Regions from separate parts of the Homo sapiens genome. Here region 2 is linked to region 1. Evidence: chromatin contacts called from ENCODE Hi-C or POLR2A ChIA-PET data. All regions are on one chromosome and are shown on one strand. The core of a region is the stretch at or near the end of the contact, and the rest is flanking DNA. Distances in the headings are between cores, read along the strand shown.

Region 1 (5,412 bases), core at 2,913-5,412:
GCTACGAGGGAGGCTGAGGCACAAGAATTGCTTGAACCCGGGAGGCGGGGGTTGTAGTGAGCTGAGACGGTTCCACTGCACTCCAGCCTGGGCAACAAAGTGAAACTTTGTCTCAAAAAAAAAGAAAACCCTGCATATAACTAATAAATCTATACATATTTGGTGAGTTTGGACAGACATACACACGCATGCTACCATCACCACATTCAGGAAAATGAACATATCCATTACCTCCAACAGTTTCCTTGTGTACCTTTGTCCTTTTTTTTCTTTTTCATTTTCCCTTTTTTTTTTTTTTTGAGGTGGAGTTTTGCTCTTGTTGCCCAGGCTGGAGTGCAATGGCGCAATCTCGGCTCACCGCAACCTCTGCCTCCAAGGCTCAAGCGATTCTCCTGCCTGAGCCCCTCTAGTAGCTGGGATTACAGGCGCCTGCCACCGAACCCGGCTAATCTTGTATTTTTAGTAGAGACCATGTTGGTCAGGCTGGTCTCAAACTCCCGACCTCAGGTGATCCGCCCGCCTTGGCCTCCCAAGGTGCTGGGATTACAGGCTTGAGCCCACACTGCTCCCGGCTCTTTTTCTTTTTCTTTCTTTCTTTCTTTTTTTTTTTTTTTTTAGACGGAGTCTCGCTCTGTTGCCCGGGCTGGAGTGCAGTGGTGCGATCTCGGCTCACTGCAAGCTCCGCCTCCAGGGTTCACGCCATTCTCCTGCCTCAGCCTCCCGAGTAGCTGGTATTACAGGCGCACGCTGCCACGCCCAGCTAATTTTTTGTATTTTTAGTAGAGATGGGGTTTCACTGTGTTAACCAAGATGGTCTTGATCTCCTGACCTCATGATCCGCCCGCCTCGGCCTCCCACAGTGCTGGGATTATAGGCGTGAGCCACCGCGCCCGGCCTTTTTTTTTTTTTTTTTTTTTTGAGACGAAGTTTTGCTTTGTCCCCCAGGCTGGAGTTCAGTGGCTCAGTCTCAGCTCACTGCAACCTCCGCCTCCCAGGTTCAAGTGATTCTCCTGCCTCAGGCTCCTGAGTAGCTGGGATTACAGGCGGCCACCACCACGCCTGGCTATTTTTTGTGTTTTTAGTAGAGATGGGGTTTCAACATGTTGGCCAGGCTGGTCTCGAACTCCTGACCTCAGGTGATCTGCCCACCTCAGCCTCCCAAAGTGCTGGGATTACAGGTGTGAGCCACCACTCCCGATCTTGTTTTTTGTTTTGTTTTGTTTTTTTTGGGGGGCGGGGGGGAATGAGAATATTTAACGTAAGATCTTAACGGGTTTTTTTCTTTTTCTTTCTTTTTTCTTTTTTTTTTTTTTTGAGACAGGGTCTCCCTCTGTGGTCCAGGTTAGAGTGCAGTGGTACAATCACGGCTCACTGCAGCCTTGACTGCCGGGGGTCAAGTGATCCTGCTACCTCAGCCCCTTGAGTAGCTCGGACTACAGGCGTACCACCACAGCCACCTAATTTTAATTTTTTGTGGAGATGGAGTCTCACTGTGTTCCTCAGGCTGGTTTCGAACTCCTGGCCTCAAGCCATCTTCCCATCTCGGCCTCTCGAAGTGCTGGGATTACAGACATGAGCCGCTGGGCCTGGCCAGCAAATTTTTAAGTGCAGGATACTTTGTTAACTGTAGATCTCTGGAACTGCCTCATCGTTATGACTATAAAATGTTTTTGAGAAAGTATTGAAAAAATATTTGCTGAATAAATTGTGTGACAAAGTATAGCATTTCCTTTGCTTAAACCTCAAAAATGTAAGCTAGACATGCAGAGCACCAAAACTTTGTAGTTACCTCTCACAGATCAATTATTCATAGGTCATTCTTGAATCATTTTTTGTTATTGAGAATTAACTTGTCTCCTCCGGCACGCGGTATTCTTGGTAGCCTCTAGGATTTGACACAGGGGGAATTTAAATTGTCTTAGAGGTCCTTCAGAGATTTACAGGAAGTGACCTGCACTTTAACAGGTCTCTGTAGAGCAGGACTATCATGATAGCATTAAAAATATAAGAAGCAAAAATGATCAATAAGATGTCACCATTTGTACTTTGAAGTGGTAACATAAGACTATGGAATGGCATATTTCCTCTGTTTGTGAAAAGGATAGTATGATGATGGTTCTTTGAGCAGAAATTGTTTTTCTTTCAAATGTTGTCTAAGACAGCACAATGTAATAGAAAGCCCATTGGTGTGGGGGGTGAGGGTCCCAGCTTCCTGGGCAGTAAAATGAACAGGACTGCAGATCGATCTCCAGGCCCCATCCAGCTCTAAAGTTCTCCAAAACTTTTGGAGATAAAGCCATAGAACTTTCTTGTGAGCATCAAAAGTTGTATTTCATGTTTATTTTTGCAACTGACTTAATGTTCCAAGAGTGACTGTTACAGATCTACTATATGTAGATATACAATCTTTGTTTTCATAGTTTAGTGTTTTCCAGTAAATGAAATTTGTTTTCATATAACTAATATTTAAAGGTGTAAATAATATCTAGGACACATAAATTTAAGGAACCATCATAATTGTATTTAACTCTGATTCATTAAGGGATTAGTTATCTAGTTTGTGAACATGTAAACCCCCTGTAGCTCTCTTCCCATTTCTGAACGAAGACAAAATTTCAAATTCCAGTTTGTGGCTTATTCATAACCTTCAAAATTATAACCAAAGGCTAAAATGAGTTTCTGGCACTGTTTGGAAGTTTCTATTTTGGGGGCTATCCTCACCACTTAACTTGAACTGGGGATTATCAGTAGTACTGTACATAGTCCATTAATTTCAAGTCAAATCATTTCACAAGTGTTAATATTTCACGTATACATGACTGCAAGGTATGGTAGAATGCTTCATAAAAGCTACCGAAAATAAACTTCAAAAATAAAATGTATCAATTAGTTAAATCATATTAGCCTATGGGAGAAATTTCAATGTGTTTACTTCCAAATTTCAAATTAATAATGGGGCAATATTATTGTGCCACCTAGAGCACCAAACAGTGGGTATAAACCATCTCCTTAGTCAGATGGAACACTGGCTGGACACTGCAGATTATCTAGGGTTTAAAATGTTAACTTCTATCACGAATCTAAATTCTGACTTCCCTATCTAAAACTTCGAGACATCACATCTTTTCTTTAAAGAGAAAAAGTAAACTTCTAACATATAAAATAACGGATTTCAAGAGCGATAGTCCATTTTTCTTTTTACAAAATCACAGCCCTTGATTTTTCGTAAACTTTAAGTTTCAGAATAATTTGGTCAAGAGTATTTCTACAGGAATAGGAAGAGAATCAAGTGGGCCTATAATCAAAGACCTAGTTGGGTCTCACCCTCACGGTTAGCTACTGGGACTTCGTAGCTGATGACCAGGTCCTAAAGTGGACAGAACAAGTGTTACTGGAGGTCCGTCTTTGTGGTAGCTACAGAAAACTTGGAAATGCAATTCTGAGGTTTATTCAGGGTTATTAAGAGCATGAGAATAGCTGCCCTGCAAAGGCAGGTACACTAAGGTTTGCAGTATGGAGTAGTAAGCAAAGCCTCTACTTCCCAGGCCCCGCACCCGGGGTGTGGAACAGACAAAAGAACGGTTCTGCCCTTGCCCTTCTCGAACTTAAAATCCAATTCGCAAGGCAGGACTTACACAAATTAAACCAAATACGGTATTATGAGGAAAAGAGCCGCTGCGTGTAACAGTTGCCAATGTATGCTATACCAGTCAAAACTGAAATACGATTTGAAGGAGTTTTAAACGAAGAGCTGGAGAAACACATAAGAAGGCAGATCTAAGATGGAAGAAAAGGCGGATTCGGGTTGAAACGCCAAGTTGAGGACTGAAGAAAGCATTTGGATAAAGCAGCCTCCAAGCTGGGAAGGAGAAAAGCCAAACGAGTATAGCCACCAAAGACCCAGAAAGGCCAATATATCATGCAGTGAGTCGGTTGAACTGAAAGGCGGTTTCCTTTTCCTCCATTTGCTCAGTCCCAATTGGAAGCGCACTGCGCGGCCTCCACCGCGCTCTCGGCCCGGGTTCGGCGTGGGGGCGGGGAGGTAAGTACGGTAATGGGCGGGGCCGAGCGCGGGCGCGCTCCGGCTTTCCTCCTGCGCAGTGCTCCCGTCAGCGCAGGGGGCGGGGCGCCTATATTACGTGCGCGGCGCCGCTCCTGCGAGAGGACGTTGCGTGCTCGCTCGCGCCAGGCGAGTCTCCGCGTCTCCCTCGCGAACTCGGTGAAAGGAATTGGCGCCGTTCGACACCAGGCGGATCCGCTCTGCAGCACGAACCCATCTCCAGCCGCAGCCGCAGCCGCCGCCCGGGCCGAGGAGCAGCCGCAGCAGCCGCCACCAGTGGCCGAGTGAGCGGAGCCGAGTTTGAGGCAGCGCCTAGCGGTGAATCGGGGCCCTCACCATGAGTTCCTCGCCTGTTAATGTAAAAAAGCTGAAGGTGTCGGAGCTGAAAGAGGAGCTCAAGAAGCGACGCCTTTCTGACAAGGGTCTCAAGGCCGAGCTCATGGAGCGACTCCAGGCTGCGCTGGACGACGAGGAGGCCGGGGGCCGCCCCGCCATGGAGCCCGGGAACGGCAGCCTAGACCTGGGCGGGGATTCCGCTGGGCGCTCGGGAGCAGGCCTCGAGCAGGAGGCCGCGGCCGGCGGCGATGAAGAGGAGGAGGAAGAGGAAGAGGAGGAGGAAGGAATCTCCGCTCTGGACGGCGACCAGATGGAGCTAGGAGAGGAGAACGGGGCCGCGGGGGCGGCCGACTCGGGCCCGATGGAGGAGGAGGAGGCCGCCTCGGAAGACGAGAACGGCGACGATCAGGGTTTCCAGGAAGGGGAAGATGAGCTCGGGGACGAAGAGGAAGGCGCGGGCGACGAGAACGGGCACGGGGAGCAGCAGCCTCAACCGCCGGCGACGCAGCAGCAACAGCCCCAACAGCAGCGCGGGGCCGCCAAGGAGGCCGCGGGGAAGAGCAGCGGCCCCACCTCGCTGTTCGCGGTGACGGTGGCGCCGCCCGGGGCGAGGCAGGGCCAGCAGCAGGCGGGAGGTAAGAAGAAGGCGGAAGGCGGCGGAGGCGGCGGTCGCCCCGGGGCTCCGGCGGCGGGTGAGTGCTGCGTTGTACGTTGCGCGCGGCGGGAGGCCCGCGCGGGGTGGGGACCGTGCCCCAGGCCTGCCGGAGCCCCGCAGGGGGAGGGAGCCCCGGGCGGGAGGGCGCCGCGGTGAGGGTGGGGGAGGGGGCGCGGGGAATCCCAGATTAGCCGAGAGGCCTCGGGCTCGGGGCGTGTGTGTGCGCGCGCGCGTGTGTGTGTGTGTGTGTGTGTGTGTCGGCGGTGGCAGCGCCTCCATTATGTGGCTCGAGAGCCGGGGGGAGCTGCAGCTGCCGCTGTAGGGGGAGGAGCCGCGGGCGGGCGGCGGGAGGGAGCCCGGT
Region 2 (5,543 bases), core at 1,477-3,976, 1.6 Mb before region 1:
CCATGGGGCAGGCTTAGCCCCGGAAGCCCATGGGGACCCCCATATCAGGCCCTGCCTAGGCCCATCAGGACTAAGAGGGAAGTTGGGAGATGCCCCCACAGCAGCATGGGCACCTGCATCTGGCCCCCTTGGTGGCCAATGACGGGCATGCCTAGAAGGAGCCAGGGTGGCACCCCACCAGCAATCCCAGACACCTTGGAAAATGCTGTTCAATGAGGAAGCCGGTCCCGTCAAGGCCATGAGAGAGAAAGGTGAGCATGGCATCCCTGCAGCCCAGCCAGCCAGTAGCATGCCCTGGGTCCTTGGTCCCAACCTGTGGAACAGTGTCCCCCTCCCAGGGCACAATTCGCAGGCCAAGAGGGGCCTGGCCTAGACCCCAGCCCTGGGAAGAGCGGGGAACCAGAGGTGTGGTGGGCTCCCAGCTGCAGTCAGCATGGCCATGCAGGGGGCCCTGGTACCACGGAGCTCTGCACTGTCACAATTCACCTCGCAGGGGCCGGCGAGATCCCGAAGCCTCGCAGCAACTGCTGCAGCCACAGCAGGCGCCACCACCACATGCCTTCCAGCCGCCAGTGCAGGGTTTCCCGACAGCAGGGTGTCCTGCAGCCCTCGCCTCAGCGGCTCAGACGCTGAAGGTATCTGTGGTTCATGTTTCTAGTGCTCCCACCAAAGAGAATCACTATGGAGGATGCTCTTGGTCCTGAGGTGAGCAAAACAGCACGCCCTGTGAATGGAGCCGGCTTCTTTCCTGGCCACCATGCTTGCTGGATGGGCCCACGGAGCAAGTGGCCTTGAGACGGGCATGGGAACGGAAGAGGCTCAGCATCCTGCACGTGCCCTTACCGAGGCTCACCAGGCTGACACCACTGCTGAGCGCCCCTCCGTGGATGAGACACTTGCACCCAGTCTCTGGGTTGGCACCATTTCCCAGGAGGACCAGCTGGCCACCTGCTGGCAGGCTAATCACACTGTGGAGGGGGCTGAGATTGGCTTTCACTGCACCAAGCCACAATGTGGACGTGGATTTGCCGGCCCTGCAGTGCACACAGCACTGCTTCTGACCAGGACACCCCATTCACAGCTGGGGATGTGCAGCATTGCGCTCCCACCTCAGGGCCTTGGCTCTGCCACCTCGACTTGGAATGTTCTCAGCTCCCTCCAGGCTTCTAGAAGCATCTGGGACACAGCTCATGGCTGGATAAGCACCCGAGGCCCCACAACCCAAACAAGCTTCCCATCCTCATTTTATTTTTTGTCAAACTTATGAAAATTTATTAAGATATGACTTACATCCCTGGTAAGTGCACAGCTTAAAAGATATTCACAGATGGAACACACCAGCCCCCAGATCACAAAGCCAACCATGCCCAGCCCCTCCCAACACCCCCAGCCCTGAAACCAGTGTTCTGACTTCTGACAGCACCACGAGCCTGCCTTTTGTACTTTACACTCATGGAAGCATAACCACCTTCATGTTTTAAAATAAATGTTTACTTTTGAAATGACTTTAGATACACAGAAAAATTGAAAGGCACTATAGTGTACTCCTACACCTTCCATCCAGCTGCCCTTAATAATGACATTTTGCATTACCATGGCACGTTTGTCCAAACTAAGAAATTTAGGCCGGGTGGGCTGGGCGCGGTGGCTCACGCCTGTAATCCCAGCACTTTGAGAGGCCGAGGCGGGCGGATCACAAGGTTAGATCGAGACCATCCTGGCTAACACGGTGAAACCTCGTCTCTACTAAAAATACAAAAATTAGCCGGGCGTGGTGGCAGGCGCCTGTAGTCCCAGCTACTCAAGAGGCTGAGGCAGGAGAATCGCTTGAACCCGGGAGGCAGAGGTTGCAGTGAGCCAATATCGTACCACTGCATTCCAGCCTGGGCGAGAATGAGACTCCGTCTCAAAAAACAAAACAAAACAAAACAAACCCCAAAAACAAAAAAGAAAATTAAGCTGGGTGTGGTGGCTCACACCTGTAATTCCAGCAATTCGAGAGGTCGAGGCAGGAGGTTCAGGTTCACTTGAGGCCAGGAGTTTGCGACTAGCCTGGGCGACATAGGTAGACTGTCTCTGGAGGAAAGTAAAAAGCATTAGCCAGGCATGGTGGCGTGAGCCTATAGTCCCATCTAGTCAGGAGGCCCAGGCGGGAGGATTGCACATGCCTGTAGTCCCAGCTACTATGGAGGCTGAGGCAGGAGAATCGCTTGAACCCGGAGGTCAGAGGTTGCAGTGAGCCGAGATCTCGCCACTGCACTCCAGCCTGGGCGACAGAGCAAGACTCCGTCCTAAAACAAAAAAAAGTTACAGTGCAAAGTACTAGTTGTGATGTCATGATGCCTGCAACTTTGAAATAGTTTAACGACAATACGTGTATACATAGCTACAGGTGGGGAGAGAGTGACGAGCAGAAATGGCAAAGTGCTAGGTTGTCTGATTTAGGCGGAGGTATATAGGTGTTCACTGCACTGTTTTCAACTGTTCCGTATGCGTTAAAATGATCGTAATACAATGTTAGAGGGAGAAAAAAAACCCCGCCTGTCTTCTGCGCAGTCGCCATGGGCACGAGCCGCACGCGGAGCCTTACGACCACCTTCAGGTCCCACACACTCCACTCCAGCCGTCCCTCCAGACTCCATCTGCGCATGCTCTTGCCCCACCGCGCCCGCCCCGCCCCTCGGGCGTACGTGTGCGCGCAGGGCGCAGGCGCGCGGGTCCCGGCAGCCCGTGAGACGCCCGCTGCTGGACGCGGGTAGCCGTCTGAGGTGCCGGAGCTGCGGGAGGATGGAGCCGCTGAAGGTGGAAAAGTTCGCAACCGCCAAGAGGGGAAACGGGCTGCGCGCCGTGACCCCGCTGCGCCCCGGAGAGCTACTCTTCCGCTCGGATCCCTTGGCGTACACGGTGTGCAAGGGGAGTCGTGGCGTCGTCTGCGACCGCTGCCTTCTCGGGTGCGTAAGGAGCGCCCTCGCCTACCTGAGTCGCGAGCTGTGTGGGGTGCTGGGGAGGGGGGGGCGTCGGGCGGCCGGCAGCCGCGGGACTCCTGCTGGATGGGGCTGCACAGGCAGCTTGGCGGTGCTGCCCCTGACGCGCGTGTGCCCGGGGGCGGGTCGCTGCTGACAGGCCCCGCCCGGACACCCCCCTAGGTTGCCGCAGCGGGGCTGGGAGGGGGCCCAGGCTCAGCCACTGCCCCCCAACCTGGGCTGCGGTGGAAATGGGAAAGCCATTGGGCAGACTTGAGGGGGAAGCGTTGTGCCGGGGATAATTTTGCTGGGAGACGAAAAGTCTGTGTGCTGGACAGTCTTCCTTGGTGCGGCTGTGGAAATCACACGTGGCGGGCGTGGGGCTGGGTGGGAGCTGGGATGAGTATAAATCAGGCTCCCCTGCAGAGGCCCCGCCGGTAAAGCATCAGGCTTGCAGCAGGTGGAAGAATCTTGATGTCTACGGTGCACCTCTGTGGTCTGGGTTGTGTGTGGCCTGGGGATACGAAGAGGAACGGGACCTCCTCAAAGAGCTGATCAAGTGAGAGAGAGAATTACAGTGTACCAGAAGGGCTGAAATAGAGGGGCAATTAATGTGCTGTGGGAGCATCAGACACGGGTCCCCCGTGTGCTGTGCCATTTAATGGCTGTGCAGGCATGTCTAACTCTTAACCACCATTCTAGATGCAGGGATTCACGTGAAGGTGTTTTGGAAGCCTGGACGCGCTGTGCCGGTGTAAAGTGCTATGTGAAAGCAATTTATGGAAATGTGTAACATACATGAATAATAGGAACTGCATTCAGTCAACAAATATTATTGAGCTTCTGTGTGCGAGGAAGAAGAGTTCTATTTTGAGATGAGTGCGATGATTTTGTGCATGGCCGCTTTTCAGACCTGCCAGTCTGAGATTTAGGTGGGTGGAGGTGGGACGGTAAGTGCAAAACTCGTATCTGTAATTTGACCATTGTTCTTACTTTGTTCTCATTTGATTCATAATTCAGGAATATGACTTTGCATTTTAGAGCTACCAAATAATAATTTTGTCTGTTGCTTTCTGAAGTAATGATAACAGCGAAAACATCTGTTCGGGAGAGAGCAGCATCTTGAAGTTTTTGTAAACTGTGTGGTTGAAAACAATTCGTTCCTTTCAAGATAGTTCTTGGAACAGAAAAGTTTTGGAATGAATAAATGGTGACAAATTGGCAATTGAATCATTAGAGCTGAAGTTGAGTCTTGTGACACACGGAATTGTGCATTTCCAAAATAAGCTACACAAACCCTTTGTGGGTGGGATGCTTGTTGATTTACCATACTATTTCATTAGTCTCATTCATTTTTCCTGTTTGCAGTAACTGGGGATTTAAGCAAAAAAGGAATTTAATGAAAGAGTTTTGGGGGAGTTCTCAGTGTTGCTTTAAAGTCTGCCAAGACTTGACTGGGCATCGGCTGAACCAAGTTAGGATTGCACTGCAAAAGTAGCTGGGGCTGGGATCTGGGGTGTATATCACTTCTGTCGCCTGATAATATTGGATTCTGCAGTAGGTACCACGAACACCATAGACACTGGACCCTGGTGCTGCTGCTGCTGCTGCTCCTTGGGAAACTCACTGTTGCTGGAGAGTGATTCTCTCAACCATTCTTCTTTGTGATACTGGCTTTTATTCAAAGTCCTCAGTGAGTGTCTTGGATTGGCTAAACTTAGGTCACTGCCTGCACCCCTAGCGCGAGGGAGGTTGAGACGGTATTTAGCCTTTTTGGCTTTTAAGATAGAAGGCAGGCTCACTCTACTTCCCACCGATAGTTATCCAGTGGGGAAATCAGCAAACATAAACATAGAAAAAGGGATATAAGTAAATGCTAAGCATCTAAACAAAACAAGCTAAACAGATTCTTCATAATGACTGACAAATACTTACTAGTATTTTACACAGACACAAAATATTTGCACTTACTTTGGATTGCCAGGATACACAGTTCACTTGTGTTGTGGTAGTAGTTGCTCTGTTTGAACACTCCCATTTTAGTGGTTATAGTGTTCCAAAGAGCCTGGTTGGGAATCACTGCAACCTGAAAATAGTGTTAGGGAAATGTTAGCGCATTGTTTGATGCAGTTTTCTGCCACTGTTGAATGCCTGTCCTTGAGGGATAAGTTTCTGTATTACTTGTCATCTTGTAAGTAAAATTTGTTTCTCTTTATTCACTGTCCATTGTGAAGTCTTTAAGAATAGTGCATCTTTCAGTTTTTGTAGCCCCAGTGTCTAACACATAGTAAGCCCTTAGTTTTAGTATGAATGTCTGGCAGAATTTTCCTCCTAACTGCCCCTGTCCTTCTGCTGCCTTCCATCTGAATTAAGTATGGAATGAAAATGTTAGTTTGTAGCAATTAACAGTTACATGGGAAAGGAAAAATCAAAATAGAATTAAAAAAACAGATATTGATGATAATTACAGTCATGCACTGCATAACGACATTTTGGTCAGCGAAAGACCAGATACATGACAGTGGCCCTGTATGATTATATCATTTTTTAACTGTACTTTTTCTGTGTTTAGGTACATTT

The links. Hi-C counts contacts between places; a loop is a spot of excess contacts on that map. ChIA-PET counts read pairs that join two places held with the same protein, here RNA polymerase II (POLR2A). Pooled maps may share reads with other maps.
Region 2: a loop to region 1 is called in a pooled map, with 12 times the contacts of the local background. The contact joins the promoter of SMYD3 here to the promoter of HNRNPU in region 1. A Hi-C loop is called at or near these places in 2 of 168 maps with a recorded cell type or tissue (mammary epithelial cell and naive thymus-derived CD4-positive, alpha-beta T cell) and 7 of 50 pooled maps. POLR2A ChIA-PET finds 5 or more read pairs at or near these places in 1 of 52 experiments (K562).

Annotation. Positions count from the first base shown.
Region 1 is chr1:244,863,293-244,868,704 of GRCh38, reverse strand. HNRNPU (heterogeneous nuclear ribonucleoprotein U) reads left to right here and starts at 4,162. Exons shown (of 14, transcript NM_031844.3): 1 at 4,162-5,088. The coding sequence starts at 4,398. LOC124904588 (UPF0764 protein C16orf89-like) reads left to right here. Exons shown (of 4, transcript XM_047439568.1): 3 at 3,974-4,042; 4 at 4,119-4,223. The coding sequence ends at 4,223. RefSeq lists enhancers at 1-34, 3,733-3,792, 3,126-3,956, 3,957-4,788 and silencers at 4,013-4,112, 5,093-5,412.
Region 2 is chr1:246,504,462-246,510,004 of GRCh38, reverse strand. SMYD3 (SET and MYND domain containing 3) reads left to right here and starts at 2,726. Exons shown (of 12, transcript NM_001167740.2): 1 at 2,726-2,951. The coding sequence starts at 2,788. RefSeq lists silencers at 1,867-2,099, 2,589-2,768, 3,039-3,088 and enhancers at 2,774-3,274, 3,275-3,775.